2 separate regions of the Homo sapiens genome follow, and region 1 is linked to region 2. The links are chromatin loops, found by intact Hi-C in ENCODE. Cell type or tissue: natural killer cell. All regions are shown on one strand. Links, peaks and the distances in the headings refer to the core of each region. The heading gives the core; the rest is flanking DNA. Region 1 overlaps BCAS3 (BCAS3 microtubule associated cell migration factor). Region 2 overlaps BCAS3 (BCAS3 microtubule associated cell migration factor).

Region 1 (15,423 bases), core at 6,293-8,792, 83 kb before region 2:
TTTTATGAAAAAAGTAATTTGGCAGACAAATAGCTTACATATTAAAACAAAGTATACATATATGCACATATCAACACTATGTGTGTGTGTGTGTGTGTGTGTGTGTGTGTGTATACACACACTTTTTTTTGAGACAGAGTCTCGCTCTGTCACCCAGGCTGGAGTGCAGTGGCATGATCTCAGCTCACTGCAACCTCGGCCTCCTGGGTTCAACCAATTCTCCTGGCTCAGCCTCCTGAGTAGCTGGGACTATAGGCACGTGCTACCACGCCCGGCTAATTTTTGTATTTTCGGTAGAGACCAGATTTTGCTATATTGGCCAGGCTGGTCTTGAACTCCTGACCTCAGGTGAACCGCCCGCCTTGGCCTCCCAAAGTGCTGGGATTACAGGCGTAAGCCATCGCGCCCAGCCAACACTATCTTATAATTCGAAGATAAAAGCCTAGCTTCAGGAGAATTTTCAGCTGGTAGCAGGCAAGGTTGTGGCTCCATATCTAGAGACGGGGTAAGAGGGATGCATAAAGCATCTCTCCTCTACTATTAGAGCTATGTAAATGGAGAAGCACAAGAATGTGGCTCATGAACGTGGACTGAGGCTGCCTGGAAGGAAAACTATTGTATTTAGACAAAGAAAATTGGTCTGTGCTATAGTTTGAGCATCCCCTTCAAAATGAATGTTGACATTTAATTGCCATTGTGTATCAGCCTGTCCTTCAATTGAAGCTTTGAAGCCAGGCACTGACTCCTCCTCTCTAGCTATGAAAGTCCTAGATGGCATCTTCTTCCAATAGAAGGCTGTTCTGTCTACATCGATATCTGTTGTTTAGCATAGCCACCTTCATCAATGATCTTGGCTAGATCTTCTAGATAACTGGCTGGAGCTTCTCCATCAGCACTTGCTGCTTCATCTTGCCCTTTTATATTATGCAAATAGCTTCTTTCCTTAACCTCACGAACCAACCTCTGTTAGCTTCAAACTTTTCTTCTGTAGCTTCCTCACCTCTCTCAGCTTCATAGAATTGAAAGAGGTAGGGCCTTGCTCTGGATTAGGCTTTGGCTTAAAGGAATGTGGTGGTGGCCAGGTGCGGTGGCTCACATCAGTAATCCCAGCACTTTGGGAGGCCGAGGCAAGAGGATTGCTTGAGGCCAACAGTTTGAGAAATGTTGTGGTTGGTTTTATCTGCCATCCAGACAACTAAAACTTTCTCCATCTCAGAAGCAAGGCTGTTTTACTTTCTTCTGTGCTCACTGGAGTGGCACTTTTAATTCCCTTCAAGAACTTTTCCTTTACATTAACAACTCGGCTAACTGCTGCAAGAGGACTAGCTTTCAGCCTGTCGTGGCTTTTGACATGCTTTTCTCACTAAGCTTAATCATTTCTAGCTTTTGATTTAAAGTGAGAGGCGAACCTCTTTTTTACACTTGAACACTTAGAGGCCATTGTAGGGGTATTAATTGGCCCAATTTCAATATTATTGTGGCTCATGGAATCAGGAGACCTGCGGAAAGGCAGAGAGATGGAGGAACAACTGGTCAGTGGAGCAGTCAGAACGCAAAACATTTATTAAGTTTGCTGTTTTACATGGGCATAGCTTGAGGGTGCCCCCAAACGATTACAATAGTAACGTCAAAGATCACTGACCACAGATAAAATAATAATGCAAAAGTTTGAAAGCTGGTGACAATTACCATAGTATGACACAGAGACACGAAGTGAGCACATGCTGTTAGAAAAATGATGTCTACACACTTAACACAGTTGCCACAAATCTTCAATTTGTAAAAAATGCAATATCATCTGTGAAGCACAATCAAGCAAAATGCAGTAAAATGAGGTGTGCCTATACTTTAGTGCTTTTAAATCCTTTTAAAATACACCATACCCATGTGTCCTTCCCACCTTAAAAAAATACACTATAAATTACGGTTTCCTGGTAAGGCAACTTTTCTGGTAATAGATTTTGATGTGTCTATAGTCGCCTTCATAATTTCTCAGCTGGGGCTTAGGAGAATCTCAAAGCAAAATAATAAAGAATTTTCCCATCTTTGAAACTGTTCAAGACTTCAATTAAGAGCCAGGTACTTGTCCTTCAAATAAGGAGTCCTACTTGCTGAAAATTGAGGAAGGTCCTACTGCTGGTTTCTACTGGGCCTTGAGGGTGAAGCAGGAGTATGCAGGAATGTGTGTAAAGGAAGGGGCCTTCTTAGGAAAACCAGATGCAAAACCTGTGCTGGAAATTGGAAAGGACAGTCTCCAGGTGGAAAGGGATTCTATGGCTACACCTGTGGCTAAGCCTTTGCACTTTATTTCCCTGAGGGTTCACTCCCAAGTAATAGGAAAAGTGCTGCCAACCCCACTGCATCACCTATTCTTCCCTTTAGAGAGGCTCAGATATTTGCAAAATTCTCTTTCAATGTTTAACCTTAGTACAAATTTTACATAAAATCAAGCAGAGAGCAACAGAAAATCATTACAGAAAATATAAATAACACAAAAAGTTATGTTTCTCAAGTACAGGTTTCTGATTCTAAAAATCACCTTCGGAGTAGCAAGAACTTTCCCGAGTGTGCTCCAACCTGATGGGCTGGTGTAAATTAACAGGACCTATGCCCAATTTATTCTTCCTTGGCTTCCCACCTGTCTCTCGGCCATGTGGCCTTAGGGCACAGAAGGTCTCCCCAGCACACAGGCCTGGTTCTACTGTCTACCTGGTCATTTCACTTCATTCATGGGCAAACACAAATTCCTCCCAAAAGCTAAAGAAAGCCCTTTTCTGTTTCAAACTTCTTACAGTCCCTAGAGTTCCTCTGTTCTTAATTATAATTTCTGGTCTTAGGGACATGTTTAGGTTATAACAGCATTAGTGATTAACATCCACCCACAGAGGCCAAATGAATTACCTTAATCTGGGATCCAGGGATGGATTTCAGAGGGGTCCTGAAACCCCTGAAAGCACATGCGACATTGTATATGTATGAGTATCTGCATTTTTTTCAGAAGAGGACTCATAAATTGCACTAGCTTCTCAGAGCAGTCTGTGGCCCCTCTAGGACAGTCTGTGGGAACTCATTCAGGTAATTCCTCCATTCCTAGACAAGAAAAGGCTCTAGCCAAAATCAGTTCATTCTGGCTAACCGCGTAACATCAGCTTAACTATGGAGTAACCATAACCTATGGGAAAGGGGCGTTGCACACAGTTAACCACCTCATACACCCCAACCTGGAACTCCTCTCCCAGTCTCCATCCTCTCCTCCCTCGAGGGTCCCATCAGGAAGGCCCACCAGAGCATATTTTATTTATCTGGATTTCTGGTCCTCAGGACTAGAAGCAACAAATTAAAAAGGAAAGGGATATTATAGGATATAGGCAGGCAAACTGACAGCAGTCAGAACAAATGTGGTTCTCTCTGAAGCTCAGTTCCCTAATACGTAAATGTGATACAGTAACAGCAATCTCATATGGCTGCTGTGAGGATTAAATGAGATATCCCATGTAAAGCTATGGGTATCTGGCACATATTAGGTAGTCAATTAAAGGTTTCTAAGAGATAAGGTTCTCAGCTTTGATGGCAAAAAAGGAAAAAATACAGAAAATACACATGAGTACTGGAGCTATTTTGCATCTGAACAAAAAAGATCACCCTGAAAAAATTCTAACCCTTAAAATCTAAGATCTAGTAAATACTGGGTGCTCATAGCAGTGAGTCGTTCAACACAATTCCAATAAGAACTGCATGCCTATTATGGGCTAGGCCCTGTCCTACAGCAAAGTGTATTCAATATATTTTAAGAAGCAAGCATAAAATCCACTTAACAAAGATCTCCATACAAAAGTTTGAAATGTCTTAATTCTTTCTTCAACTATACAAAAAAGAAAAACTGTTAATATAATTTAAATGTTTCAAATATTGCCAATCTTTTTAGACCAGCTGGGCTTACCTGAAAATTAGGTATCACAAAACAATTATTTCCTGAATTTTTTATAGAGAATTTTGGACATAACAAGAATGTGAAAATGCATTTGATAGACACTATTATGGTCAGTGGATATTTTAGGAATTTTTTAATTTTTAGAGCTAGGGTCTTGCTATATTGCCCAGGCTGGACTCAAACTCCTGGGCTCAAATGATCCTCCCACCTTAGCCCCCCAAGCAGCTGGGACTCTCGACAGGCACCATTACAGCTTGCTCATGCTGTATTTTTGAACACAGAACAGTATCAAATTGGAATTAGCAGATGACAGGGGAAAAGCAGGCAATTTACAAAAGTATAATCATAAACTGTATTCTGTAGCGGAAAACAGTATTGTTTCCATAGCATATGTAAAGAAAATAGGTCTTCTGAATAATCACCAATAACGAAGCCTTCCCTACCTTGGTTGTATCCTTTTAAAACAGGAATAAATATCCCCTTTACCACTGTACTACATCACTAAGATTTTAGGTAGAAAAAGGAGCTGGGAGAGTAAACTGATTACACGTGCATCAAATACAAGACACCTAAGTATTTCTGGATTGTAGGGATAATATGCCCTGGGCTTACTACTGCTTCTTGATTCCAAGAGATTTAAGGATCTGGTTTCAATTAGACGCTTTAAGCAGTAAAGCAACATCCACAGAGACACACTTATAGAAGAACTTAAAACTGAGATAATTAAGATGTTGAGGAAACTGAATTCCATTCCTTTTCCTTCTTCTTTGTCCCTCACTTGCTATGCATTTGAAAGAAGAAAAAGGCCTTATGATTTTGTGAATTAACCAACCGCAGCAAAATTAAATAAACTAATCTAGAGAGATCTTGACAAACTGGGCACTGATACTGTGAATCTTTGGAGGGGAAGTGTACAAGTTCATGACCTTTGACATAGTATCCACCGGCTAAAACCAACACAAGTGTGAAAGGTAAACTTCAGAAGCAATTGGAATTAGATCAGTGCTGGGAATTCAAAGGGCTGCGTCTAATGTGAAAAGGGGTGATTATTATATTTACCACATAATCTGTGTCCTTTCAAGGCTGTCAGGAATACAAAGGCAGGCATGGTCAGGAAAGAATAAAGGAGAGATGAGTCTTATTTCTTTAAAAAAAAAAAAAAAAGGCAGAGCGATACTTGTATGTCCAAAAGGATGGACTTGCTAGCAGTGATTGCTTTCATTCTATGTAACTGCTGACAAGTCTCCTGTGGCCAACTGAGACCAAAATGTATTTGGATTAACTTCTGGCATCTCAGCAACATCTGTAAGTGGTAGCTATGCCTATCAACATGAAATGGCTTGCATTCAATCCTAATGTTTCTCTCTTTGTGTGCATAAAACCAAAGACAGGAGAACAGAAGAATGGGTTCCAAATGTTCTAGATCTGTGCAGTTCAATATGGTAGCCACTAGCAACATGTGGCTACTGAGCACTTGAAATATGGCTAGGCTGAAGCCAAATGTGCTAAAAGTACTTCAGTCTATTTTTATATTGATTAAATCTTGAAATAATGATATCTTAGATTTACTGCATTAAATGAAACATATACTTAGAATTCATTTCACCTGTTAGTTTTCACGGACCAAGAAACTGAAGTAGAGAGATGATGAGGAATGTGCCCGAGGTTGCAGAAGTAAGAAGTGGTGGATGCAAGATGCAAATCCCAACAAACCAGTTGACTCCAGATGTATATGAAACACTGCAAAGTATTCAAAGGACTACACTGTATAGTCTTATTTCTCAGACTGGATCTCCTTTTGCTGTCCTTGCCACACTGTCTGATGGGCAAACCAAACCACCTGCTCGTCCCCATATGTACACCCTGTTTTCCGAGCACTGTTCTCCCTGCCTGGGATGACTTTCCTTTCTTATTTCCATATAACAAAACTCAGCTTGAATGATACCTCTTCCATGAAATCTCTCCTGAACTTCAAGAGGAAACTGATTTCCCTTTCCTTTGAATGTTGCCACAACTTCACCTGTACTTTTGATATCACTTTATAGTCATACATATACTCAGTCCATCTTCCTGCTAACAAGAACTTTACTTTGTATATCTTCCCATCATCCATGGTACAGAGATGCACATGATAGATGCTTAAAGATTTCTCTTATAAATCAATGGGAAAATAATAAAGATAAAGCATAAAAATAAAAACTGCTTTCTATAATCAAATATAGGAGAAAAGATGGGACTATCAAATTGATAGAAAGCAAATGCTTTTCTACTCTCAATTAGAGGTGGTTGAAAAAAATTGAAGATTAACAACTTCACTCTGACCCACCTCCTTCTATCCAAAAGCGAGCACATGATATTTAGCAGACATCCTTCAGACATGATCACTACAACTGGGTTCCAGCTCTGCTGCTTGGTTGACAACTTCAGGCACAACTCTACACACCACAGGGTATCCAAGTGTAGTAAATCAGCTGTTTTGAAAACACTTGAGCTGAGTGTTTCATTAAATGGCCACCTCATCAAAGGCCCTCAGAGGTGCAAATACAAGTTGTTCTATACAATATCCAAGAAATCAAGACAGTCTTCCTTTCAAATGTATCCTAATTGCTAGTTTTAAATTTTTAAAAAGCATACATCATGAAAAGAACCTTGATATCTTTCTAATGATTCAAGGTTAAAGATATCTTTTAGCTAGTTATTGGCAGGTAGTATATTAAATAGGAAAGTGCCTGAGCATGGAGACAGTACCCAAGGGCAGATAGGAGAATGACCAGGTCAGACAATTTACAAGCTCTCTAGGACCAGATTAGAGGTATTTCTATTAACTTTTAAAATGTTTTGAATATTTATAAAAAACAGCTCTGTGGCTGGGCGTGGTGGCTCACACCTGTAAGCCCAGCACTTTGGGAGGCCAAGGCAGGCAGATCACCTGAGGTCAGGAGTTTGAGACCAGCCTGACCAACATGGTGAAACCCCATCTCTACTAAATACAAAAAAAAATTAGCCAGGCGTGGTGGCACATGCCTGTAATCCCAGCTATTGGGGGGCTGAGGCAGGAGAACTGCTTGAACCCAGGAGGTGGAGGTTGCAGTGAGCCAAAGCTGCGCCACTGCACTCCAGCCTGGGCAACAGAGTGAAACTCCGTCTCAAAAAAAAAAAAAAAAAAAAAAAAGGCGCTGCATCCTGTCACATATTGAAAGTAAAATTAATATTTGTAGGAAATGCATTCCACAATTACCAACTGCAGTTGTGATTCAGGAAAGGGAGATATTGCATTGGCATTCTTCAAATACAGAGAATTAAACTAGTGATTTTGGGAACAACCGGACTGGAAAAGGAGAAAAGCCCAGTGTGGCAGGCAGGATGCTATCACTGAAAGGAAGCTGAAGGGCTGGCTCCTAAACAGCAAACAAATTACAACCCCCATCTTTCAGAAAGGGAGCAAACATGAAAGCAAAGGAAATCACAAGCCCAGAGCAGCAGCAGATAATTTCATTCAAGGCAGCTGACTGAGGCAAAAGGAAACTTCAAAGCAAAAATCAAAAAAGCCAACAGGCAGACGAATCGACCTGGAGTCGCAGAGTGGCCATGGCCCACCTTGACCAAGACCACTGGTTGCTGAATGAAAATTAAACAAACAAACAAAAAAAACCCATATACCACGTGACATAAATCACCCAATCAACAATAAACCAGAACAAATTAACCATGTTCAGTTATTACTAAGCTACAGAGACATGAGGCAGGAGCCTGAGATTTCACAGAAAAATGTACCAGGGGAGATCCACGAAACATCTGTACCTCAGGCAAACACCGCTGAGCAACAGCGAAAAGAGGAATGCTACGAGTCCTTTTCTTTTTAAGTAGACTTACAGAATTTTAGACCACAAGCTACCTTGGAGACCATCTACTCCACCTCTCCCAGTTTCCAGAGAAAACTGAGGCCTCCAGAAAGGAAGGACCACACCAAGACCATACTCATTAGTCAAGCCGAAGTTTCTTGCTTTTCGACTGTAAAAGAGAACAGAGGTTTTCAAAATTGAAGTCTATGGTTTGACAAGCCTATGGAGGCCCTTTCTTTCAAAGGTTTAAGCTGAGTCCTTATTTTTATCATTTCTTTACAGTTCCCCACTATTATTTCATATCTTGGCTTATTTATTCTGCCACTATATGTTCTCTATATTTGTATCTATGTCGGCATGACTGTTAACAAATTCCCTAAAATTATGCACTTTGAACACACAGAGGGATCATATGTACACTTAGTGAGCAGCAGGTATGTATTCTTAATAGTAATAGTAATATCAGCCCCTGTTAAGCACGTCACCGTGTGCCAGGTACTGTGCCATACTGCATTATCTTATTTAATCCCCAACAAACTTATGACGTAAGTTAGAATTCTCAATGTAATTTTCATTTTACAAATGAGGAAACTGTGGCAGAGGCAGGCAAACCCATTTCCTAGTTAGTGAGGTGGTTAGCATTCCGGGTAACGCTAGGGTTTATGCTTTTCACATCATACTCTCCTGTAGCCCACATTCTTGTGGTTTTTTCCTTCATGGTATGTAGCCTTCTGCAGGTTTCTTTTTTTGGTGCCTTGCAGAGCACCCCAACCACAGGCACATCTAAGCCTTTTTTTAGGATCTTGGTTGGGGTAACAGTCCCAAGAGCACACAGCAACAGCAGCTTTAGGAGAGAAGCCCAGCTCTAAGAAAGTGAAGGGGAAACAGACTTGGGCCTTCCCAAGGATCCATGCCATAATGTGTCCCAGAGGTGTACTGGCTTTTTCTTCCAATCGTGATAATCAGATTTATCCCTTAATAGCTAAAGTCATGCCTCTGCTGGTGACAAGAAGTTAAGAATCTTAAATCTCTAAAGGACAGATGATAACCCAGTGCTATCAATGTGGTTTGGGAAGAGGAAGCTGTGAAATGGCCTTAAGTGTCTGATAGGAGATTTTTTTCAGGCAGCCTGCAACACTGTGGATGGTGATAATGATAAAAACCAATTGTAAGTAGGTAGGGCTTGAAGTAAAGGAAGTCTCTTTCTCTCTAACATTAGAAGGAAGTATTCTGAGATCTTCTTTAGAATGAGCCAGGCAAACTACTGTTTCCATGTCCCTGAAAGGGAAAGTGATGTAGAGAAACAATTATAGCAGCTGATATCTGCACCGACACTTTGTAACACTGGGATTCTACTATGAACCACACTTTCTTTTTGTTTTTGAGACGGAGTCTCACTCTGTCACCAGGCTGGAGTGCAGTGGTGCGATCTCGGCTCACTGCGAGCTCTGCCTCCCGGGTTCATGCCATTCTTCTGCCTCAGCCTCCCAAATAGCTGGGACTACAGGCGCCCGCCACCATGCCCAGCTAATTTTTTGTATTTTTAGTAGAGATGGGGTTTCACCGTGTTGGCCAGGATGGTCTCGATCTCCTGACCTCGTGATCCACCCACCTCGGCCTCCCAAAGTGCTGGGATTACAGGCGTGAGCCACCGCGCCCAGCCGAACTACACTTTCTAGGTGGAACACAGACATCTTTTCCTCAGAGGCTCCTCCTGATTAGACCAAGTTCTTGTATCACACCAACAACCTTGTTAATTTGGCCACTTTTTTTTTCTTCCATTCTTACCACTAGTTCCCTTTTGAGTACCCTGTTGTCACTGGGTGTAGAGATCAAGAACTGTCTTTGGCGCCACAGGGGGGAAATCAATGTAGTGTCATTGTATTACCTCACTGAACTACCTCATTGTTTTAGCAAAGAGAATTCCAGGTGGAGTGGATATCCATTCTGTTTAATCCTAAAATTTGAAGTTTTAAGTCATTAGTTGAGAATTCGGCTACTTTGTTGAATCTGAAGATCAAATAATGGAACCAAGTTGACAAAGTAGCATTAATTAACTGTAAACTCTAAAATGTGGGCAAGCTATTAAATAGAAAATAGAAGCTGTGGGCCTGATATTCTCCAAATAGATTATTGTGACTCCATCAAATGAGAAAACTTCAGTTTTTTTGTTTTTTGTTTGTTTTTTGAGATGGAGTCTCACTCTGTTGCCCAGGCTGAAGTGCAGTGGCACAATCTTGGCTCACTGCAACCTCTGCCTCCCAGATTCAAGCGACTCTCCTGCCTCAGCCTCCTGAGTAGCTGGGATTAGAGGCGCCTGCCACCACGCCTGGCTAATTTTTGTATTATTAGTAGAGACGTGATTTCACTGTATTGGCCAGGCTGGTCTCAAACTCCTGACCGTGTGATCTGCCCACCTCAACCTCCCAAAGTGCTGGGATTACAGGCGTGAGCCACCGCGCCCGGCCGAAAACTTTAGTTTTAACGGCACACCAGAATTTTCCTCTGAAAGGTTGTGGGAATGGCAAACTTATTTCTGGTTAGACCCTCTTTCTTGCCCTACTCCTCTCCCCCCATAACCTGCCTTGTTTTTCCTACCCCAAACAGGATGGGAAAAAAACGTCCTTAAAAGACCTTTCCTTTTTTATGTTACACAATCTCATCTCTGGAATTCAAGTCCTAGTACTGCTCAGCCCAAATAAGAAGTGCTTGTCACCAGGAAGGCGGCCATCTAAACAAGCAGCAGCTGGATGAGAAAAGAGGGCATGTCAGCCCAGAGCAGCAGAGAGGGTTTCTCACGGCAGCTATTTGCAACCCTCCAAGGAGCTACAGAGGCTGCCCATTAAAACCCTGTTAAAACACTTCTGATGTTGTCAGCAGCAGAAAGCTGAAATAGCACAGTGATCGCTGAGATGCTATCTGCCTCAAGCAATTCAGTGGTACTGTCAATACTATGAGCAAGAAGGTACAAGATAAGCAACAATCTAATTTCTACATCAAAATTTCATAAACTCCCTGAGCTGGCAGCACCAGTAATATGGGCACACAGAGACCAAGTCAATGGGCCACCTGTGAGAAAGGAAGACTCATGTTAAGTCTGACCCAAAAGTCCTGAACCTGATCACTGCATGACTCCCAAAACTCCCTAGGAAATATGCCCAGAAAGGAATCACTGGAATGTTCCTCTCCAGGGTATCGCTGGGTACCACTGAGACACAGGATTTCTGGACAAGGATCTTTCTCAGAGATTGTATGTTTAGAGGACAACCTACTTTACCATCATCTACTCACCTTCGTCCCCCATAAGAAGAGTGAACACTTCTCAAAAAGGCTACAGACCTGTTTGCTTTTGGACTTTACTTCATTTCATATTTCCTATAAAAATATTAGTTACGGAGCGCAGAATCCTAATTCTAGAGAGCCATCCTTTATCAGCAAACAGAAAATGAGGAGGGAGATCACTTTTTTGGATTCAAGTGACACTACTTGTGTTGAAAACAATGGGACATACAGGCTAATTCTAATTACTTTAGAAGCACAGATTCTGGTATCATTCCATTTAGTAGCTCTTTCTTTTGGTTCTCCTATGTTTAATGTAGGGTGATAAATAAGGTGACTATCATCCAAACTGGTACACTTTTGGGTGACATAAGCGGCAATGATAATTAAACTGGTACAAGTAAAGCTGGGACCTAGGCAAATGTGGACCTGCAGTAACCCTAGCTAAGTCTCTGTCCTCATAGCAAACTGAGAACTGAAAAGTTATGTGACAATACAGGAAATGAGTAAGTGGCTATTTAATCACAAAACTAAACAGCAGGATGGAATGGAGATGTTCAGCCCATCAGCTGGATGTCTTGCTTGCCTAAACAACAAATATCAGCTACTTGAACCACAATGTTCATAGCAGGCAACTGTGCAGATCCATCCCTGTGCCTCTTGGTGAGAGGAAGGGAGTCATTACCAAAATAATTATAATGCAGTTGCAATTACTCACTGTAGCTTTACATACAGGATTGTAGGACCTCTAGGAACATGAAATTTAACTGATGCCAACAGCATGTACGTCTCAGAGTCCTTTTTCCTGGCTCTAAGGACAGACAGACTGGGGTTTGGGCATTTTCCATTTTAATAGAAGAATTTAAGGTAAGCCCAACAATCTTAGGAGAATTCGGTCTTCAGTCTTTCGGCTAGGAAAAGGGGCATTACCTAACCTTTGGATGCTACTACTCACTGTGATAATGGGCTCACAGCAGCCTTGGAATGCGGCAGTAGAGAGGGGACTTCAGACTGAGAAAGTCAGTGTAGTCAGCTCCAGGAGGAACAAGTTGTAAGATGCCCAATTTAATCTCTCATGACCCAACATTTAGGAGTCTTTCCTTTAACCATCTCAGTTCTTCTTGTTCTGGCTGGATTGAGATTGTGATACAATAACCAGATGGTAAACATAGCAATACTGAAATGGAGAGCTACTTGGAGAAGGTCAGATAATCCCAAGGATTCTGGTGGTAACCAGTCCACTAAATTATCAGTGATCTGTTGTAACAGAACTCATTCAAAAGCATGAAGGCCTCTCACAGGAGCAACAAAGTCAGCCACCAAGACTGTTGTTACAGAGAAGTCCGACGCTTTTCTAGTTTATTTTGTGCTTGGCGCTAGGAATTTCTGTAAAAAATTACTTTTAATAAGGGAGGGGAAAAAAGGCTTAGAGGAGTAGAAGCAAAGCAGTGTGGGATGTTACGGGATCAAGAATAATGTTTCTCAAGAAAATCAACTAGTCAGAGGAAGCTGCCTAATGATATCAGGTCTGGAAAACCTAACAGGATAAAAATGCAGACTTTTGGAGTGTCTAGGTCCTGGGAATATGCCCTTCATTTATTTGCCCACTCCTTTAATAGCTCCAAATAACCATGAGGGGAGGTGGGTGGGGGAAAGCATTTCTGCTCTTAGTTCCTGTTTATCTTGTTCAAGAAAGATTTCCTATAATTTACATTACTGGGGCAAGCCAAACTAAGCCAAAACGATTGTGGGGCCATTATATGCCTACCAAATGCTTCCAAACCATTGTAAGGACTGGAAATCATCCAGCTGGGGAAATAATCTATTCTTTTCAGGAACCTAGATTTTCACTATCACAAAAAATGGAGGATACTTTAAAACTAGTGCTAACTTTATTTTTATTTGTTTATTTATTTATTTGAGATGGAGTCTTGCTCTGTCACTCAGGCTGGAGTGCAGTGGCACGATCTCAGCTCACTGCAACCTCCGCCTCCTGGGTTCAAGCGATTCTCCTGCCTCAGCCTCCTGAGTAGCTGGGACTGCAGGAGTGTGCCACCACACCCAGCTAATTTTTTGTATTTTTTTAGTAGAGACGGGGTTTCACCGTGTTAGCCAGGATGGTCTCGATCTCCTGACCTCGTGATCCACCCACCTCAGCCTCCCAAAGTGCTGGGATTACAGGTGTCAGCCACCCCACCCGGCCAAAACTAGTGCTAACTTGAAACTACACATGGTAGGCAAACAACTTTGCAGATTGACTACCTATATGAAGGTATTTAGATTCAAGCAGATGCACATTTAAATCCTGCATTTTAATAGTCTATTTGAAAATCATCTCATGTCACATAAAATCAACATATAGGCTGGGCACGGTGGCTCATGCCTGTAATCCCAGCACTTTGGGAGGCTGAGGTGGGTGGATCCTGAGGTCAGGAGTTCAAGACCAGCCTGACTAACATGGTGAAACCCCGTCTCTACTAAAAATACAAAAATTAGCTGGGCGTGGTGGCGGGTGCCTGTAATCCCAGCTACTCAGGAGGCTGAGGCAGGAGAATCGCTTGAACCCGGGAGATGGAGGTTGCAGTGAGCCGAGATTGCCATTGCACTTCAGCCTGGGCGACAGAGCAAGACTCCAACTCAAAAATAAATAAATAAAATAAAATAAAATAAAATAAAATAAAATAAACACATACTTATTGACTTGCTTAGTTCATAGGTACAATGATACATACTATAATCCTACACGTTTCAATTTGATATGTCGATTTGAGCTGTTAAGTGTTTTTACTTTATACTTCTGGTTTAGCTAGAGCCAACTGCTGAAAGAAAAAAGCTTCCCCTTCAGTACCTTGTAGACTTAAGAAAAATCTGACAAAATGGTGATATAATCCCACTAGGGGCATCTTGTGTTATAAACAAACGCACATCAACACCACTCTAAATCCACTCATCTGTCTCAGGCCGTCCTGAACTTCTGGACATCCCATGATACTTTAAGGAATCTCCCTGCTAGCTTAAAATTTAATCTTAGGAAATGGGAATAGAAAATTCACATTGTGCCCCCTAATCTGAAACAGTGCTATCTCTCCAAAGGAAGTGATATGACTATCAGGAAATTAGTATGGAATAAAATCTATGCAATAAAATTCAATAAAATAAAATTTCAATAAAATATTCAGCAGAGTGTTCTGAAATATCAGCGATCTACTACTGGGAGAACCAACCAAAATATATATTTGAATATACTAGAGAAGTGGATTTACCTATTATATCCTGAAAAGCACAGAGATCTGACTAAGACAAAGGTTTTCAAATCTGGCTGTACACTAGAATTACTCAGGGAGTCTGAAAAATACTGATGCCTAAGCTCCAACTTCAACTGGAATTTTTAAAAGGTCTCCAAGGAATTCTAATATATAGTCAAGGTTGAGAACTACTGCACTAAGAGACGTTAGTGTTCACATTTAATGGAGCCTGGATATCAAGAACTGAGGGGTTAGCAAATTAAGGAGGTAAATGTGAAAAGAGATGGAAATTGGGAGAGGTTAATGTTAACCTTCCACACTTCTTTAAATTCTAACAATTTTAGTTTGAGCTTAAGTGGCTTAAAAAGTATGTTCCTCTGTATTTTATAGTCAGTGGCATAATGTATCTTGGTTCGCACTTTATGGAGATGTTGGAATGCAGGTGTTTGGAAATTTACATTTAAATGTTGCCTCTGTTCTTCAAGTAATATATCATAGAATTACTACAAATCTAGAGGGAGGACAGGAATCATCTAGTGTAGATGCTTCACAAAATACAAAACTGAAGAACAGAGAGGTGAAGTGTCAGAAGGACAGAGAGCTAGTTACTGACAGTGATGAGTAAAACCCCAGATCTCTAGATTCTCCATCCAGAGCAAAAAGAATCAACTAAGAAAGTAGTTTTCTTTTGCTAGTGACTCTGAAATATTTTCTTTAACAAATGAATTTCAAAAGAGATTTGTTCTCCTCTCTAAAAAGAGTTAAAGCATAAGACATAGGTGAAATGTATCCTTGTCCTCCATTTTCAGGAAGCTCCCTGAACTGAAAATAATTAGATTAAGTCAAGGGGTAGATTAGGAAAAACTATAATAATAGATAATATGTGAAATTAATCTTGGTTAGTTATATTTCCTGCTTATCTGCTCCAGTGATCAAAAGAGATCCTGATTAGTTCTATCTAGTGGGTGTAAGAGGTATATAGAGGCTGTATTTCTTTTTCTTGAGGGTAAACCAATGCAGTAAGTACATGCAAGTGGTAAATTTTCTGCAGTGAAACCAACAACAAGCTTGTTATTGCTAGCTACTGGTTACCACCTTTATAGTACACCCTTAGCTAGAACATACT
Region 2 (15,423 bases), core at 4,762-7,261:
AGGGTCTGGTGCTGTGCTGTACAGTTCAATGAACTCCTGCACAGATCAGCAAGATGGTTGGAAATGCCTCTCTCCGTCTGTTTTTCATCTCCAAAGTCTGTGTACTCAGTAGAGTGTGAAGAGAGCCTCTCTTCTCCTCAGAACATTCTCCCAATGGTCCTCCCCCAGCCCCCACTCCCTCTCCGTAGCCCCTGCAGCAGAGAACAGGAACTAGAGCAAATGCTTTTGTGAATTAAGAGATCTTGTGAGCGTAAATTTGGTCAGGCTGCTCCTTTCTGCAGGCCAGACCCCGCTGCTGCCCCAGGATGTGAACTGTCAGTTTGCATAGCTGGTGATGAGTTGCAGAACCATCAGCAAAGGTGAAGACGGCAGAAACAAGAAAGATTCAAGACTGGTGGAAATCATTTCACAAGGAAAATTTCAGCCATCAGTGGGAGGAAGCTTTGAAAAATGCTGCCATTTCCGAGTCAGAATGAAGGAAAAATTAAATTACTGCCGGTGAGGCGAGCCAAAGTTGCATCTCCCTCCAGGGAGAGTTTTGATAATGGTAAACATTTGACAGCTGGCCTGGAGTTGTTATCTTGTTCTAACAGTTGTTATGGTCTAAATGAATATTTCTGATAAGGAAACAGAAAGAAAATTTTAAGCACTTTTATATTTTTATGTTTTAAACCTTATGGTGGTGAGCCAAACAGGTTTAGAGCAATTTGTCACTGAGGGCCTACTCAAATGCTATAATGATCTTAATCTGCGAATCTTAGCAGCATCATTATTTCAGTTAATCTACATGAAGTAATTCTTTGAGGTAAATCAACTGACTAAGAAAATATCTTTGACCTTTAGCTTCCTCAGCAACCCGTAAAAACAATTCTGAGAGCTGACTTGAAGAAGTCCAGAAAATAAAGGGTTAACTAAAGCTAACTTAAATACATGCTCAAGAACACGAGAGAAATATTGTATTGTTAAATGACTACTTTTTTGACTATTGAGGATCAACAATCATAAATTTTCAAACTTTCACAGAGATGTTATAAAAAATATTAGGCCAAACATTTCAGAAAGGTAACAGAGATAAAGTAGTCAACATTTTAGGCCTAAAAAGGGCTGCTTACTGGATGTCTAACACTTTTGCATTACCAGAAGATAGAGAATGCTTGGAGGGACACTTCATTATGAAACACTTGCTTAATTCCTATATATAGCATAAGAAAACATCTGTGTGATTGTCTGAAATGTTCCAGGTCTTCACAGGCACTGGATCTGTCATAGTATCTAGACATACACGTAGAAGACTCGGAGGAGATGGTAGGGAGTCACTTGCCTTATATGGATTTGCTGATAGTTGTGTCTTCAGAGAAAGAAATGAAGTCTTCAGGATACTATAACCCTCCTTAAAAAAAAAATCCATGCTCCAAAATTTATTCTGCCTCTGGCATTCCTCTAGGCAGGAGTTTACCAGTGGCAAAAAATAGGGACAACGGCAAAAAAAAGAGTAGAAAGGAGTCAACTGTCCTCCTATGAAATGAACAAAAACTTATAACTTATTTTCAGAACACTTATAGAAAATTTGAGCATTACTTGCCTAAAATGTAATTTGCATAGGTTATGGGAATTTAGTATTTCAGAAAAAAAATTCTTTCTGATTTCATGAATAATCACCATCTACTTGGTGCTTCACACTGAGGATTCAGTCTCTATCCCAAAGCAATGGTAGGACACACTGGCCAATGAAACCAGCACCCCTAATTTGTAGGTGTCCTATCTTTCTGTGACTTATACTTTATTTATTTTATTTTATTTTTTTGAGACAGAGTCTTGCTCTGTCGCCCAGGCTAGAGTGCAGTGGCACAATCTTGGCTCACTACAGCCTCTGCCTCCCAGGTTTCAGTGATTCTCCTGCCTCAGCCTCCCTAGTACCTGGGATTACATGCACACGCCACCATGCCGGGCTAATTTTTGTACTTTTAGTAGAGGCGGGGTCTCGCCATATTGGCCAGCTGGTCTCGAACTCCTGACCTCAGGTGATCCACCCGCCTCAGCCTCCCAAAGTGCTGGGATTACAGGCGTGAGCCACCATGCCTGGCCCACTTATATTTTAGAATGTATTTGCAAGCATTATGTCCTGACCAAAGAAAAATTTTAAAGTCTTTACCTCTATTTTTCTTTAAAAAACAAAATCAGAATATCTACCTTTATTCTACATTTGTGGGAAGTAAAAATTTCATTATTTTTTTCCCCAGGGACCCGGCCCTGCCTTAATATGAAAGTATATAAATTGATATTAAAGTATGGTATTTTGAGAATGTTTCAAAGTAAGGTCAAACTGGTGTTAAAAACCCTACTAGTGAAGGCTAAAATAACAGTCTGGCTGAACAGTCTTAAGTGCAGCTGACTCCAATTACTAAGTACATCCTAGCAATGTTTTTTACTAACAAGAACAATGCAAGCAAGTTGAGTTCAAAAATAAAGTCAAAGAGAACTTACTCATAAGAAAAATTAGATAAATTATCCCAATACTGTAGCTATATGGGCATTTGATAGTTAACTTCTCCTTCAGCACTGAAAAAATTGAGTTCTTTTAATAAATAATCAGAAAGAGAGGTGAGGGAGATTCTAAAAGGGAACAAATGCTAGAAGAAAAAGCTTCTGAGAAAAACCAAGGGAATTTTGGATAAGAAAACATATACATAATCTGACCACTATAAAATCATGGAAACAGTACTTTCAAATAACTTTTAAAAACATTTTATTATGGAGAATTTTGAACATACATCAAAATAGAAAAACATAATAAAACCCATGCATCCATCATACAACCCCAACAACCATCAAACCAGGCCAATCCCGTCCCATCCACATCCAAATCCACTTCCCTCCTCCTCTATTATTTTGAAGCAAATCCCAGATGTCATCAAATCCATTTTTGTCAGATGCAGTACATGAAAAGGCAGAGATCTTCCAAGCACATCATTCTATATGACTGCCTCTTCCTGCCTTCACCTCTATATCCCCAAATCCATTTTTTCTGATGATACGTTCCCCCACCCTCCCCTGCCCCAGAATGTTGTTACTAATGCTAACTAGTACTCCCAGGGCACTATACAAATCTAGTTAAACAGAGAACATTTATCAGATACACAGGACTTTTGTTTTACATGAGGGCTGATGGCTTCCATGTACCCTTTCATTCTTAAAATTCTCTGACTCCTCCATGCAAACATCCACTTTGGATTGGATCAGTATTCCTCCATTACCAAAACTGGGGCCACATCATCTAGCATCAAGAAAGCCGCTGTACTATAGTAGTTAAGACATCAGCTTCAATTGTACAGATCTGGGTTTAAATTTGGCTCTGCCAATTACTAACCGGGCAAATAACCTTTTTAAGTCTTTGTCTCCTCGTCTCTAAAATGGAAATAATAACAATTACCTAGCAGATTGTCAACAAGATTAATGAGATAAGGTATATACAGTACATAGCCAAGTACCTTAATAATAAACTTAGCTCATTAAAAAAAAATAAAACAAGAGAATCTTACATGTAATAAACACCAATAAATGAGAAGGTGTATATATCTGGGGAAAAGGAGAAAATGAGAGTGGAAATAAGAGTAAAACTACTCCATTTAAATAAATCTTATCCTCAACAAACTTCTTTCAAGAACTTGAGTATCTCTGTATAATTGTCTAACTTTTTTTTTTTTTTTTTTCTTGAGGTGGGGTCTCGCTCTGTCACCAGGCTGGAGTGCAGTGGCGCGATCTCGGCTCACTGCAACCTCCGCCTCCTGGGTTCAAGCGATTCTCCTGCCTCAGCCTCCTGAGTAGTTGGGACTACAGGCGTGCGCCACCACGCCCAGCTAATTTTTGTATTTTTAGTAGAGGTGGGGTTTCATCATGTTGGCCGGGATGGTCTTGATCTCTTGACCTCGTGATCCGCCCACCTCAGCCTCTCAAAGAGCTGGGATTACAGGTGTGAGCCACCACGCCCAGCCTGTTTAAGTTTTAATAAGCTCATAATCTAAAACGTGGGTGATTCAACTTTTATTTTATTTTTTGAGACAGGGTCTCGCTCTGCCGCCCAGGCTGGAGTGCTGTGGTGTGATCATAACTCACTGCAGTCTCGAACTCCTGGACTCAAGGAATCCTTCCACCTCAGCCTCCCAAGTAGCTGGGACTATGGACTCCTGCTACTATACCTGGTTACTTTTAACACTTTTTTTGTAGACAGAGTCTTGGTATGTTGCCCAGACTGGTCTCAAATTCCTGGTCTCAAGCGGTCCTCCCACTTTGGCCTCCCAACATGCTGGGATTACAGGAATGAACCCCCATGCCCAGCCTAATTTAACTTCTTTATAATTGTTTCAATATTTAAGCAACCAAATGCCCTACATATGAATGTAAAGGCCCCTTGTTGAAGAATTTATGTACTTCAACATAAATTCGTAAATGTTGAACATTTATGACCATTTATGAACCAGTAGGTGTAAGTTCTTAGGGCAACAGAGGATGAATACTCATTACTGTGTTGAAATGAACCAGCCTAGTCCCGCTGTACAGGTGAATCAGGATAAAGAGACATGATAATGAAAAGTAGAAGTGGTAGCAATGATCTCTCACGGGCTTCATGCCTGCCCCATTTCACTATTATACTTTTGGGGGAAAAAAAAAACACTCAAATGGACAAAGAGCACAGGGAGGCATGCTTTTTCCTTACTTAACATTTTTCAGGATACTTGCAGATTAGTACAAGATTTCCCTTAAATCATGTACCATCAATCCACTACATTACAATCTGTAATGTGCCCAAAGTCATAGAGTCATTTCATAAGGAAAAGAACATGAAAGTTTTATGTAACAACTATAAACTATGTAAATATATATTTATTAACTTAAAAAATCACAAACAATTAGCTTTTAATTGACTTTACAAAGAGAGTTTTCTCTTTTCTTTTGCATTCCAAAGTTATATAAAGGCCATACTAAGATGGCCAAATGCCAGAGTGCTGTTTCTCCAGAAAAAAAAAAAAAGTGGAGAGATAAGCAACTTTTATGTGACTTTACAAATTGAATCCACTTGCAGTGATTACTTGGTAAATGTTTGATTGTGATAACCACTTAACAGGGTTACTTTTCTTTAATGTTTCAATCCTGCTGCCAGAATACTTTTCCCCAACTCAAAACCTTCCATCTCTTGTCCCCTGTTCCACATCTCCCACCAGCACTCTACTTTCAGAGTCTGGTCCTAACCTTCCTTGACAGTTGGATCTTCCACAGCTATCCCTCACATATCCTTTGCTATATATTCAAAGCAAACTTCCGTACTTTCCCAAATTGGTCCAGTATGTGTATGTCTTGGTGACTCTGTTCCTTTTTTTTGAGATGGAGTCTTGCTCTGTCACCCAGGCTGGAGTGCAGTGGTGTGATCCTGACTCACTGCAACCTCCGCCTTCTGGGTTCCAGTGATTCTCCTGCCTCAGCCTCCTGAGTAGCTGGGTTTACAGGAATGCACCACCACGCCCAGCTAATTTTTTGTATTTTTAGTAGAGATGGGGTTTCACTATATTGGCCAGTCTGACCTCGAACTCCTGACCTCAAGTGATCTATCCACCTCGGCCTCCCAAAGTGCTGGGATTACAGGCGTGAGCCACTGTGCCCGGTCATATCACTTTGTGTCTTGACAGTAGGTATCCCTTTCCTCAATCTTCTCCTGCCAAAATTCCACGTATTCCTCAAATTCTAGCTCAAACGGCATTTTTTCCATAAAACTTTCTCTGATCACCCATTACAACAAATTTTACCTTTCTTTGCATTCTGAGAGAACTCCATCTGCCTTATTCTATGGTCACTAGGGTTGTATTTTTATCAACTGAATTCCAAGTTTCTGGGGGCCAGGGAGCATGCCTTCTTCATTTTTTATATTCCCTACATCATGTAGCATGATGACTTTTAATCGCACTGAACTATACTGCATGTATGAGTTCTAGGAAACAGTCAATAATAGCATTTACACTTTTTCTGATAAGCAGTCCACACAAGGAATCCTTCAAAGGGAGTTTCTTAGGTAGCTCACCCACTCCTGAACATTATACATTATGGCTTCTGCTATAAACAAAGCCCGCACTGAGCCCAGATGATGTGTGCCCAGAATGCACAGGGTGCAGCCATGCTCTCTCGACAGACTGAGAAACTGAAGAAGGAAGACACATGTGTAAGAGGAAACACCAAAACCACAAATATGAAAACAGCATTTGTGAACCTCGTTTGGCCAGATCACAGACATCTTTAACCTTCTCGCACTTCCTTAAAGAAGCAAATCAGGAAATGAAGAAAAAAAAATCTTCACACTTTCTTTTTAAGTCCTCCAACTTTTTAGATTAGATCATCTATAACTCTAAGGGAAAAAATGTGTACTCTTTAAGCCTAAGAATGTATCCGTAATTCAGAACTTCTATCACTAGCAATACAAGTACAGGGGGAAAATAGGTATAAATAAAAAGATAACAATTCTTGAAAATCCAAGAATAAAAAATTCATCTCTGTCTCTAATTTTTTCTAGATCTAATAGATTTAATAAACAAATGTAAGCAAAAGCATAAAGTGGGTTTAAAAATAACTTGAAGATTACAGCTAATTCAGGATAGCATTTGAAATAAAATATTTTTCTTCTTTTTAAGAATGTACTGCTGATGAAAACCTATCAACTTATTATAATTTTCTTATCTTCACCATTCAAATCTTATGGGTATGAAAAAAAATATTCCAAGACATGGAATCCTCTGAATTTCCAAGTAAATAATCAGAAAAATGCCCAAAAAGAATTGTTACTTTTCTGCTGAATTCCTAAATTCAGCTGTCATTTGGATCAAGAGCCAAAAAACAAATGTTCTAGTAAAAAATTATAAGACTTCAATAAAGTAAGTCTCTTATTCCAATAAGAGTTCTTAAACACTGAAAACAATCAAATATACCACATTTATCCTTTTATTCCTCAATGCTTCAACACTGCCCCCTAAATGGATAATTTATTTTGTAATTACTACAACAATCAAGTCAGTAAAAAATGCAAAATTGCTTACAAAAAGATGTTCAGAAATGTTGAAGTAACACTGGAGTATGAATTTACCCCCAGCAGAGTAATTTGGTCTGTGTGTAAGTCACATAGCCAAGGTACAACAGTAATCTCTGAATCTGCACTGTATAACTAGGAGTTCCCACGTAGATACTCAACATGGATAATTTATTCAATCCAAATCTGCCGTCTCTGGCACCTAAGATGTTTGCTGGGGATAAACTTAAGTTTGTGGTTTTTGTCAAAGCTAAGATTTCTAAAGCTGTGCTATTCAAAATGATAGCCAATAGCCACATCAACTATTTAAATTTAAATCAATTAAAATTAAATGAAATTTAAAATTTCAGTTCCTTGGTTATAACAGCCACATTCCCAGCACTCAGCAGCCACATGTGACTATTATATTGGACAGCACAGATACGCCACATTTCCATTATCACAGAAAGTTTTACCATACAGTGCTATTCCAAAGATTACCAGCCTCACAGGTCCTAGGTTCTATCTGAAAGATGAGAACTGATGCCCTAAGAATTTTCTTTTGTTTTTGTAGGCTGAAAATTCAATCTTTATGATGATTCAAAATAGATTGTGCATGTCCTACCATATCAGGATCTAAAGATATGGAAGAAAACAGTGGCTCCTCAGTGGACTCAAAGGAAACACCGAATCAACCAAAACAACAACTCCCACAAAACAAAAACCCATCACCGTCCACAGAGTACATGGGCTGTTCTACTGATAATTCAGTTTTTAGCATTTTGTTTTGTTTTTCTTTTTGAGATGGAGTCTTGCTCTGTCACCCAGGCTGGAATGCACTGGTGCAATCTTGGCTCTGCAATCTCTGCCTTCCGGGTTCAAGTGATTTTCCTGCCTCAGCCTCCAGAGTAGCTAAGATTACAGGCGTGTGCCACCACGCCCAGCTAACTTTTGAATTTTTAGTAGAGACAGGGTTTCATCATGTTGGCCAGGCTGGTCTCAAACTCCTGACCTCAGGTGATCCGCCCACCTTGGCCTCCCAAAGTGCTGGGATTACAGGCGTGTGCCACCACGCCTGGCCCCAGTTTTTAGCATTTTGAACAAAAATAATGCTCCCATTATTTAGAAATTGCTCATATTTGCTATATGCACATACTATCTTTGGTAGGTATATGCATTGTATTCTAATCAAGAAATTCATTATGTGGCTGGCATGTGGCTTATGGAAGCAACATGGTCAGATGGAATGAGTACAGGCTTTGAAACTAGACAGAAGCCGAGTCATGTATCCCTTGATATATGCTTGCTAGTTACCTCGATTTTAAGCAATTTGCTGAATCTTTTTGTGTCTGCATTTCCAAAAAGTTAAGAAGAGATAAACAAATCAACTTCCCAGGTTTGAAGTCAGCATTAAATAAGATATATATATTTGGCATCAATGAGTACAGTATATGACAAAATCAGTTGCACTGGTGGCCACTGAGGAAAACAAATGGAAACCACCTCATAATAATGCCACTAATAATAACTAATAGTAAACCAATACTTTTTTTAAAAAAGTTTTATTGAAATGTAATTCATAATTCTTACATTTGATGTATACAATTCAATGTGAATCAACTATCTGAATAATTCAACATTTTCTCAGCACCCACCAGGGTCTGGTTACTGCTGGTTTCCAGGGTAGTGGTTCTTAAATGGGGACAATTGGCTGAGCACAGTGGCTCACACCTGTAATCTCAGGACTTTGGGAGGCCGAGGTGGGTGGATCACTTGAGGCCAGGAATTTGAGACCAGCCTGGGCAACATGGCAAAACCCCATCTCTACTAAAAATGCAAAATTAGCTGCGTGTGGTGGCACACACCTGTAATCCCAGCTACTCAGGAGGCTGAGGTATAAGAATTGCTTGAACCTGGGAGGCAGAGGTTGCAGTGAGCTGAGATCGCGCTACTGCACTCCAGCCTGGGCGACAACATCCAGCCTCCGTCTCTCAATAAATAAATGGGACAATTTTGTCCACAAGGGGACATTTGGCAATATTTGGAGGCATCTGAGGGAAGGGGGCGTGCTGCTATCTAACGGGTAGAGGCCAGGGGTTCTGCTAAACATCCTATATGATGCATAAAACAGCTGCACACAAAGAATTGTCCAGTCCAAAATACCTTCAGTACTTACGCTGAGAAACCCTGTTCTACAGATATAGAGATGAAGAAGAGACAGTATCTGTCTTGAAAAAGCTTACTGTCTAGTGGGTGAATGCAAGGTGGAAACAAAGCTATGTCCAAGATGCTCCAGGTGCAGAGAAGAAGAGGGGATGCTTAAGTAAAAATATTGGAAGATAGGAGCTTGCCATGGGTACTCAGGATGGAAAGAAATGATTTTATGTAGAGGGAAGAGCACGGGAAAACATTTAAATAGGTGCAAAGCATTTTGGAGTCTAAGAGGTGCTAGTAGTTGAGAATTGTTAGAGCTCAGGCTGCCGGTCGCGGGGAAGGCAGGCGCGAAGGGGTGCAGGGAAGAAGGAGGAGGCGGCGGCAGTGGCGGTGGCCATGGCAGAAGCGGAAACAGGAGCAGCAGCAGCAGCAGCAGCGGCAGGAGAGGCACACAGGAGCCAGATCCTAAAGGCTTTGTATGCCACATTAGGAAAGAATTTGGAATACAGCTTCTGTTTGGAAAACATTTTCTGTAACCAGCCCGACAGTAAGTATCTTTAGGCCGCACGGTCTCTGTTACAGCTGCTCAACTCTGCCATCATAGGGAGAGCAGCCATAGATAATACATAAGTGAACAGACATGACTCTGTTGCATTAAAACTTATTTATGAGCCTGACATGTGAATTTCATGTGATTTTCAGGTTTCATAAAATCTTCTTTTGATGTTTTTCCTCCCATTTAAAAATGTGAGAACTGTTCTAGCCCGTGGGCTGCATATAGACAGGGGGTGGCAGTAGTCTGCTAAGCCCTTCTATGATGTACACACAGGACCTCAAGGTGACAAGTCAGCTAGCTGATCAGTTAAAAAATGAAGCAGGGCATTTTCCTACAGATCTTTGGAAGTACTGACTGTCTTCTGGCTATTTCCAGCTAAATAACAAATGCACATGGGCCTAAATTTTGTCATTAGCTTGTTTGTAATACTTACAATGAAATGGTATGCTAATTCAAAGGAATAAAAAGCTTATTTCAGGCCACTGTGGTGAAATGACATTTACCTAATGCAGATATAAATTTTGTGTTAATTAGTGAGCACTTGACACTGATGTAATTTGATTAGTGTGGCAAAGTCAGTCTTAAACTTGCTCCCTAGTACTAACAGAATATGTCTTTGAATTAAGAAAATTAGGGCTAAGTGACAAAAAGTACCAGATAATAAGAAACCAAGTCTGTACCATTTATAATCATCTGTTATAATAAAGATAATACTAATGGCCTTATCATGTCATTATAAGAAGCATGAAACAGGGCACTTCACACGTCGCAGTTTAGGTGACCTCACTGTCTCAGTTCCGATTTGATCTCAAGTCGGATTCTAAAGTCTTCAAACTACTGGAAACCTCATATGTTTAATTTGGAACTATTTTCAAGCAAGAACTCTAATAACATTCCAGTTTTGAAGAAATACTGTATATCACTTTTACTGACTTGTACAAATGTTTTATTTCAAAAAAAAACAAAACAACAATCTAAGAGAAAAGTAGAGTATTAACCATTTGAAATCTTAAAACCCGTGTTTTGGATCTTTGATGTGGCTGACTCTTCATGAATAATTCTAGTTCTGTGATTTGGAGATGTTACTTAACTTTTCTTAGGAACAAAAAACTGATGTCAAAAAGGATTGTTTTGAAGGTTAAATGAGGTGTTTGTAAATATAATTACATAATTATATAGTACAGGCTCCATCAATGCTAGCTATCATTAACTTGAAATGTCATTACAATCACCATTTCAGTTTGTCTCTAAATGTCCCACCATAACACAGTTCTCTCGACTTTAAAATACTTTCCTATAATTCTAGAACCAAAAGGATCTAGAAATTGCTCAGTCCAATACTCTCATTTTATAAATGGATTAACTGACCAGAGTCACACAGGGAGATAGTAGAGGCTGGTGTAAAAAGCGAGGGCTCTGGAGTCAGACATGCGTGGTTCCGAATCCTCATTCCACCAGCTTACTGTGTCAATCCAGGCACGTTACTTTCACAAGACCTCAATTTCCTAATTTATAAAACGATGAAAAATGAGACAATGCTCATAAAGTCTGAGCACAGTGCCTAACAGTTGATTTTTAAAAAATCAACAAGTGTTCACTACTATTATTGATCCTCATCTTCTTATTACGAAATGGTATTTCTTCCCTTTCTTTTTAGGATGTATAATTGCTCCAGTGTTCATTATGAATGTGACTTTTATTTAATTCATACTGGCCAGACTATAGCAGACTATATGAAATATTTATTTTCCACATCAGGCCAACTCTACCTCTCCTCCCTTTTTGTATATGACTCCTTTGTTAGTACATCCCTCAATTTAAAATTACTTTGCAGTCTTCAAATGCTTTCATCTCTCCAACTCTGCTCCATTGCTCCTTGGAACACATATGTGAAAATCACATGCTAAGTATGTTTGCAAAATACTTTGTTAAAAGATTACACAGTAAGGAATCAAAGATGGTTTTTTGGGTTTCCTTTTTTTTTTTTTTTTTTTTTTTGAGATTCCAGGCAGTTGCAGGCCAATGAAAGTCACAGAAAGCACCCTTCCAATTCATTTGCTTCAGGAGGCTAAGGAAATAACCTATTTCCTCTTCCCTCTTTTCTATCTGGTTTTTCTGATGTGTTCCCAGATCCTCAAAGAAAGATTCAGAGATCCATGAAATCTTAATATGCCTGTTTGAAGCCAGGAAAAATAAATAACAGTATGCCAGTATTTCAGACTGGGAAGAGAGTGTATCAATACTTGAGGGGGAATTTGGTTCAGTCCTGAAAATTACTAAGTCTTTCTTCCCTACTTAACAGGGAAGTAATGTCAAATGGTTGAAATTTGCACGGAATTCTACTAGCCTGGAGGGTGCTCCTGAAGTAATCTTACAAACTTGGCAATTAGTCCAGCAGCCTAAATCTTTGTCTCTTGGTAGATGAGTGGCAGCAATTTTTGTTTTTTCCTACAGAACTTGTACTTGACATCAGTTAGCCTAACTCAGACCCTGACCTTGCCTTTGTATTTGGGGAAGAGTCTGATCTTCAAGATGGACCCAACCTCAATAGAAACAAAGTATGTGTGAAAGTTCTTACCCAACCCTTTTCTTAGTGTGTTCTATTTCATCTTTAATGCAGATCTTTAATCTCAGACGTTCATCAGAAAGGGGTAACATCAAATACTCCAAATCTGAGCAACATTCAACTCATTTGTTGTTGTTCTGGGGTTTTGTTTTGGTTTTGGTTGAGACAGAGGTAAAAAGCCCAGAAAAGCCATAGAGAGAATTTTAAATGCTGCTCTCCCACTAATGGTTATACCTTTTTTATCAGCTTCTTCATCTGATTGGATTAGATTTAAAATTTTCCTTTAGCCTTGGATATCTGACAAGATTCTTTCAGTACAGTGAGACTTTCTCCAAGAAAAGGAATCCACTTGATTGGATCAGAAACCACAACCTGCCTCTGGAAGTTAAACCTTTCAGTAGGTCAGGTCATGAATCAGGGGTGGTGGCATTTTATGAACCTTGCTTGGATTCTTTGATCTTGCCCCGTGACCCACACAGACCTGGTAAGGAGCTTCTTCTCATTGACGGGGATAGGGGAGTGGACTCTATCTTCCACTTCTCTTGTCTTTCCTTCTCTCCACCTTGCCTCCTCTGCATTTAACACAGTCTGCAGCACACAAACCAGGAGCATGTACAGTGGTGTGCTCTTGCTCCCTAGAATGTTTCACGGCTTCCAAGGCACTTTATCTTTCTCCCTCTCTAAGTATTCTGAATGTGGCATTTTGACCACTCAATATAGTTTAGAGACCCATTGTATAAGCCCGGCACAAACAATCTATATTCTTACCATTTATTCCAATGTTAGGGAATCTTCTGAAAGAAAACAGAATTTTGGTTAAGTTTGACCAGGGCAGTAGATTATAGCTCACATGGCCACAGACAGTGAGACTACCATTAAGATTTGGTAGATGCCCCAAGACCCAGGTCAAGCAACCATAATTATCTGTCAAGTTCTCACCTATACTCAAGTAGTTTTGGAATGGTGCCTTCAGTTACGGACTTAACACTAGATTTGAAACTTTTGACCTGGTTGTGTTTAAAATTACCAAGTGAACAGGAATTTGTTTTTTTCTGCTGGCATTCTGTCTTGTAAAAATAAGAAGAAGGGAAGGTAATTATAGGTACCTAACATCAAATTTAGTAAAAATCACTGGAAAAAACCAGAAGTGTGATTTAATGATCTGAGAAATTAGGCAAGTGTCAAGTCTGAAGAATTTTAAAATGGTTATAGGTCAAAGCATTAAAAACTTCTTTGGGGACAGAGTGGCTATAAGGAGAACACGGTGAGGTATCTGCCAGGGGTTAATTGCAACCCTGCATGAAAAGCAGTTAACAAGTGAGAATTAGAACACCCAAGAGGAAAAGAAAAATGTTTCCAGTGCCATGAGAAATAAACAACAAAGAAGAAATATTTCCTTTGGCTACCACTACCTCCTTTTCAAAAGCTCAGAGGAGCTATGGGGAATGCCAAGGACTGGTTTTCTCTCAACTCCCTCTGAAACATTTGTCTTCATTACCACTCTTTTTAATCAGGGCTCCTTCATGAGTGTTTCTGCTCAGCCCCTAAGGGGCAGCTCTGGTCTGCGATAAATCAGAATCCACACCGCAAGTCACTAATCAGCACTCTCAGGGAAAGAAAAACAGAGAAGTGCAGACCACTACAGGCTGCAAAGGCCTGGAGGCTCACAGACCTCAAGGAAGAAAGGCCTTTATGGAGAAATAAATTAATGAAGAAGGAAGGGACCGATGTTTAGGCTTTATTTTAAAATCTCAAATGCAAATTGTTCATACTTAATTATGAGTTTGGAATATAATTTCATTTTAAGCGTATAAAATATATTATGAATTTATTTAACGAATTGTAATTTATACCCCTGGCTTAATAATTTTCATACCTAATTCAAAACTTAATAAGCCCAAGGCAGAGGAACAGAGGATAAATTAAGATAATTAAAACTATCAAAGTCAGGGAACCCTCTGTCATACCTGCTGTTTCAGTGATGTCATTAGGAAATGAAACTTTCCAAGTAAGAACTCTCTAATGTCTATGATACGAGTGTTATTTTTGTTATTTTACTTAAATGGAATTATAATCATAAAATTACAAACACATAGTATTTTTTTTCATTTTGAAACTCTCTTAGAAATAACCTAAGAAAAAGTTAAATAGACTTGTTAAAGGTCAACCTAGCTAGGTAGTGGCAGAGTTTACTCTAGAACCTAGGTCTCCAACATCTTTTTTTTTCCCCCTTTTTGAGACAGAGTCTTGCTTTGTCTGCCAGACTGGAGTGCAGTGGCGCAATCTCGGCTCACTGCAACCTCCGCCTCCCAGGTTCAAGTGATTCTCCCACCTCAGCCTCCCAAGTAGCTGGAATTACGGGTGCCCGCCACCAGGCCAGGCTAATTTTTATATCTTTAGCAGAGACGGGGTTTTGCATGTTGGCCAGGCTTGTCTCGAACTCCCGACCTCAAGTGATCAGCCCGCCTTGGCCTCCCAAAGTGCTGGGATTACAGGTGTGAGGCACCGCTCCTGGCCAAGACCAATATTTCTTGACGCTGACTTCAGGAGCTAGAACAGAACTGGTTGGAGCCCAGCTAAACTAAAAAGGTCAGTTTGATTAGAGTGGGTGTGCTCCTAGAGGGGATGTACAAGAAGCATAGCTAGACTTTTTAAATCTCCATTCAAACATTTGAACTTCCTGGTGTAAAATGGGATACAACTGAAGATTCTTGAGAACAGGGATGACAGGATAAAAAGTATTTGAGGAAGAAGATTCTCACCATATTACGTAACATAAACTGGGGGAGGTGGCAGGGTTAGAGAGGCTTATGTTTGTGGGACCGATTTGGTTACTTCTGCAGTGTCCCAGGCAAGAGGTAATTAAGAATCGGTTTTGTGGTTATTCTAATGATTGGGGTCTTGGGTTGTATTGTGGTTCTTTTGGATACGAGAATTAATAAGAAAATTGTACAGATGAATTTCTCATAATTAATTGGGAAGATATTTTGCCAGTTTCTATGGTGCTCTGGGATTTAGAATTGAGAGAAATACTTGTGGAATTATTATTAAGTATTAATAAGCATGAGACGTATAAAAAAGTGTTTACAGTAAATTTAAAAT

What was found. A loop is a pair of places that touch in the nucleus more often than their neighbours do. Peaks named below come from ENCODE experiments on the same cell type or tissue, not always from the same donor. Only the 100,000 strongest peaks of a DNase experiment are listed, where the experiment ranks them.
Region 1: a loop joins it to region 2, with 10 times the contacts of the local background. A loop is called at or near these places in 7 of 110 quality-filtered maps.

Annotation. Positions count from the first base shown.
Region 1 is chr17:61,214,832-61,230,254 of GRCh38, reverse strand. All of the region lies in intron 22 of BCAS3 (BCAS3 microtubule associated cell migration factor), which reads right to left. Among named protein-coding and RNA genes, the nearest start is that of BCAS3-AS1, 87 kb to the right of the region's middle. In natural killer cell, for the core only: no CTCF peak of the experiment used is centred there; DNase peaks (open chromatin) are centred at 7,444 and 8,454; H3K4me3 peaks cover 431 bases; H3K27ac peaks cover 315 bases.
Region 2 is chr17:61,130,190-61,145,612 of GRCh38, reverse strand. All of the region lies in intron 22 of BCAS3 (BCAS3 microtubule associated cell migration factor), which reads right to left. BCAS3-AS1 (BCAS3 antisense RNA 1) reads left to right here and starts at 9,601. Exons shown (of 6, transcript NR_186507.1): 1 at 9,601-9,746. In natural killer cell, for the core only: no CTCF peak of the experiment used is centred there; a DNase peak (open chromatin) is centred at 6,222; H3K27ac peaks cover 784 bases.